Linked DNA regions of Mus musculus: region 1 is linked to region 2. Evidence: chromatin loops called from intact Hi-C (ENCODE). Cell type or tissue: left cerebral cortex. All regions are shown on one strand.

Evidence for each region. A loop is a pair of places that touch in the nucleus more often than their neighbours do. Peaks named below come from ENCODE experiments on the same cell type or tissue, not always from the same donor. Only the 100,000 strongest peaks of a DNase experiment are listed, where the experiment ranks them.
Region 1: it touches region 2 in a loop (2.1-fold over the local background); 3 of 42 quality-filtered maps call a loop at or near these places.

Annotation. Positions count from the first base shown.
Region 1 is chr19:11,386,538-11,389,037 of GRCm38, forward strand. It overlaps Ms4a4a (membrane-spanning 4-domains, subfamily A, member 4A), which reads left to right. Exons shown (of 7, transcript NM_001310331.1): 5 at 1,694-1,852. Among named protein-coding and RNA genes, the nearest start is that of Ms4a4a, 12 kb to the left of the region's middle. In left cerebral cortex, no CTCF peak of the experiment used is centred here; no DNase peak of the experiment used is centred here.
Region 2 is chr19:11,491,185-11,493,684 of GRCm38, forward strand. It overlaps Gm8369 (predicted gene 8369), which reads left to right and starts at 854. Exons shown (of 5, transcript NM_001164202.1): 1 at 854-951. In left cerebral cortex, no CTCF peak of the experiment used is centred here; no DNase peak of the experiment used is centred here.

The DNA.
Region 1 (2,500 bases), 100 kb before region 2:
CTAAGACACAAAGTCTGAGTTTACATTTCACCTAGAAGAATCTTTCTGTTAAAACTTTTAGCAAAGAAAAAATAAAGTGGCTAAGTCCTGACACGAGGTTGGATATTGTGATACAACAATGTGGAGAATTCAGAAGAAAAGTCAAGAATGGTTGTGTGAATCAAATCTACATTGATGTTTACTGATCATGTCCAGGATCATGACACTAAACATTTGATTGACACAATATTTATTGACTGATTGATCAGAGTGTGTATTCTCACTATATCCAGATTTTGAATATTCAAGAAAGGAAGTTCACAATGAGTTATTTCTCAGGCAGAGACAAGTTTAAAATATAACATGCTTGGATATCTGTCACAAAGTCAAAACAAAACAAATCAACCAACAAACAAAACAAAAACAAAGGCAAAACAAAACAAAACAAAACAACCCCAAACCAAGATCTCAGTAAACTTGACAGTAGTTATGACCACATTTGCTTTATCCTTACTCAAAAGAGAAACATCGAACTCTAGAGTGCAATTAGCACATTTCTAAATCTTTGTCCCTAGCTTGTTGCTACATGTGACTATTACTTTCTACTTATCATGCTGCATCCTCACCAAACCACTCACACTTTCCTGCAAAGTTTTGTTTCTCATAAAAGGCAGATCTACTTTCAGTACTAAAAGAGAATTGAAGAAAAGAATAAACAGCAGAGAAGGAAATGTGCAAAATGTGCCGGGCCACAAGAGGTCAGGGCATTTATCCACGCAGTAGAGGTGAATCTTGTAGCAGAGGAAGGTAAGAGGCACACAGAGATCTGCAGCAGATGTATAATAGACAGCCCAGAAAGATGGCTCAGAGGTAAAGGTGATTGCCATGACAACCTGAGTTGGAGCCTCAGGATACATAGGTGGCTAGCTGGGCTGTACAGCTTCAGAAATAAAAAGAAGACATCCTACCTCCAACATGGTGGGAGCAGAGAGCTAACTCCAACAATTCTTTGAGCTCTACAGGCACACACATCCAAAATGAAATAAATAAACTTATTTTTTAAAGTATAGTCATTCTGAAATCCCCTCTAGGAGAGATTTTGATGATATTTCATATAGGCTTATATATTTTTAAAGTCACAACAAGCGATAATCAACAAAAATAATAAGGCAAACCAATACAACATAGCATCATCAGCAAAGACCAGCATCAACAAAGTCCAACAAAGAATGACAAGACAAACCAATACCACACAGTATTGTCCACTGTCTGTTGGGTTATATTTAAACCCTTTTCAAACATCATGTGTTCTCTCACGCATCCACTCTAGCAGAACGTCATATGCCCATTTTTAAAAATAGCTTTCAAAAAAACACCACGTGTCTGTTCTCAACAAAACATTCTCTCATGTGTCTGCTTCAACAAAAAAATCCTCTCATATGACAGTTTTTTTTTAATCACATGACACAACGGAGTCTCCAAAAAGCCCCCAAATTTTCAGCTTCATGTGTCTGTAGGGATAATCTGAAAGAGATGAAATTCACATTTTTATTTTAACAAGAGCTTTAAATTGGAAATAATGGTAGAGGCAAATTAGGAAACCTTTGAAGTCATCAAAATAATGAGCACGAAATATGTAAGAATTGAAGAGTTTAAACTGATGTGTAGGGATAGACTTGTGGATAGTGGATTAATTAATTTCATTCCTTTCTAGGTTCGAAGCAGCCTAGGCTTGAACATTACCAGCTCCGTGTTTGCCTTCTCGGGGATCGTAATCAGCTCACTGAGCCCAGGCATTTATTCTTTCCATGTATATTACTGTACATATAGAGGTTCATCAGAAGGCTGTCACATGACCTTGTCCATTTTAATGGTGCGTAGTTTCTTTTTTCATGGAGTTATGGTTGAAGCACACTGTGCAAACTGACTCGGAGGAAGCCAGGAGTAACGTGCCTCAGGAGTGGATGCTTGAGAGAACACACGGTGTTTGAAAAGGACTTAAATATAACCCAACAGAGAGTGGACAATACTGTGTGGTGATTCTAGAATCGCCTTGAGAAGTTAGAAACCATCAAGAAATAGATTAATCGTTTATTTAGGAATGAGAGTCACATCTTACATCCACACTCCTGTGTACAATGAGATCAAAAAGAGAAAAATTCAGGTAAATATAGGAAATCAACATCCTTATTCCTTATGCAGAATAAACAGCATTGCCTTTATTTTATTTATTTATTTATTTATTTATTTATTTATTTATTGGTTAAGTTAAAGTCTTGAGCCCCATTTATTTACACCAAAACAATTGCATAAGGGACACTGATAACTAATTTCCTCCTTGAACATTTAAAAAGTCTTTATGGTAAGCAATTCAATCTCCAGCCACCCAGTTAAAATGAGATACAAATGTTTAGTGGGTGAAACAGTTTTCCAAAGCCACTAAGAAACTGGCAAAGATACATTCTGGAGTTTCCTGCCTATAACTCACCTCTTTTATGTATTTATTCTGATTAAGAATCTA
Region 2 (2,500 bases):
AACAGGACATCAAATTGGAGGGATGGGGTTGCCATTCCAGAGTCAAAACCTCTGACCCAGAACTGTCTCTGCAGGAACAAAAATGGAGAAGAGACTGAGGGAAAGGAGGTCCAGTGACTGGCCCAATTTGGGACTCATCTCAAGGGAAGTCTCCAAGGTCTGACACTATTACTGATGCTATGGTGTGCTTACACACAGGAGCCCTGTTGTGGCTGCACTCTGAGAGGCCCATCAAGCAGATGACTGAGACAGAAGAAGACACTTACACACAACCAATGTTCTGAAGTCAGGGACCCCTATGGTTGAGTTAGGGAAATGCTGGAAGAAGTTAAGGAGGAGAGCAGCCCTGTAGAAAGACCAGCAGTCTCAACAAACCTGGATCCCTGAGATCTCTTAGACCCTGAACCAACAACCAGGCCACATACACTAGCTAGTCTAAGGTCCCTGACACATATACAACAGAGAACTGCCTGGTCTTGCCTCAGTGAGAGAAGACTCGTCTAACCCTCAAGAGACTTGAGGCCCCAGGGTTTGGGGAGGTCTGGTGGGTGGGAGGTGGGGACATCCTCTTTGAGAAGGGGTTGGAGGAGGAGGTATGGCATGAGGAACTGTCAGAGTGATGACCAGGAGGAGGGTAAGGACTGGACTGTAAAAATAGATTAAAGATAGTTAAAAAAAAAAAAAAACAGAATCACAAGTCTACACTTTTATATAGAAACAGTAATTTCTACTTTGACTCCTCAGAGTACACATCCACTCATGTATGATGGCTGAGGTGGGTGGGGAGGAAATGTCAGAAGCAAATGTTTCTGCCTCTAAGTCAATTGGGGGAAGTCCTGGCACAATCAACCACTCCGATATCTACAAAGGTGAACGAATGTCCTGTGAAAACAGGCAAGCAAAGCTCCTCCTGAAATAAATCATCTGACATCTGATCCTTTCCATTGTCTGGTTAGTACATCTTTTTACTCTATTAAAGGTCGAGGAGCAAGTTTTTTTTTTTTTTAAAGAAAAGACTTATGTTTTGTTTGCTAATATTTTATGATTAATAACATAAAAGCATGGTTTAAAATATGATGAGGAGATGATATTTATAATCCTTATTTTGTAACTTATATATTTGAGTCTTTAAAGTCTGATGTGCACTCTCTACAATAGCCTGTCCTTGGGGATTATAGGAAATGCCAACCTAGTATGAGATATTGAGAGCCAAACACCATTATTATTATTATTATTTAAATTTTTTTACACTATAGTCATTATCCCTCTCTTGGTTCATCCTTCTACACTTCCTCATTCCATTTCTCCTTCCCCATCTCCAAAGGATGTCCCCACCCCACTCCCACCCCACCTCCCCACTCCCTGGGGCTCAAGTCTCTTGAGGGTTGGGTGCATCTTCTCTCACTGAGGCCAGACCATACAGTCTTCTGCTCTATATGTTTTGGGGACTTCATATCAGCTAGTGTATGCTGCTTGGTTGGTGGCTCAGTGTCTGAGAGATCTCAGGGGTCCAGAGTTGTTGAAACTGCTGGTCTTCCTATGGGGTCACCTTCCTCTTCAACTTCTTCTAGCCTTTCTCTAATTCAACCACAGGTGTCCCTGACTTCAGACTATGGTTGGATGTAAGTACCTGGTTCTGTCTCAGTCATCTGCTTGTTGAGCCTCTCAGAAGGCCGCTATGCTAGGCTCCTGTCTGTAAGTACACCATAGCATCAGTAATAGTGTCAGACCTTGGAGACTTCCCTTGAGATGAGTCCCAATTTGGGCCAGTCACTAGACCTCCTTTCCCTTAGTCTCTTCTCCATTTTGTCTCTGCAGCTCTTTTAGACAGGAACAATTCTGGGTTAGAGTTTTTGACTGTGGGATGGTAACCTCATCTCTCCACTTGATGTCCTGTCTTTCCTCTGCAGGTGGACTCTACAAGTCCCTCTCCCCACTGTTGAACATTTCATCTAAGGTCCCTCCCTCTGAGTCCTCAGGGTTTCTCACCTCCTAGACCTCTGGCACATTCTAGAGGGTACCTGCCCACCTCATACCTCCCAAGGTTGGTTGTTTCCATTCTTTCTACTGGCCCTCTGATTCTGGCCCCCCCCCCACCTGATCATGTTTCTCTTTTCCCCTCCATTGTCCCCTCTCCCATTTACATCCCTCACTCCCTCTGCCTGCTGTGATTGATTTCTTCTCTGTGCTAAGTGGGATTCAGGTATACTCACTTGGGCCCTTCAGTGTGTTAAATGTCTTGAGTTCTGTAGATTGTATCCTGGGTATTCGGTTTTGTTTTTGTTTTTGTGTTTTTTGGTTTTTTTGGTTTTTTGTTTGTTTGTTGTTTGTTTGTTTGTTTGTTTGTATCCACTTATTAGTGAGTACATGCCATGCATGTCCTTTTGGATCTGAGTTACCTCACTTGGGATGATATTTTATTTATTGATTTATTTATTTATTTGTCATTCTTTCTTTCTTTTCTTGTGATACTCAGGAGTTTAATGAAATTAGTTTGGTT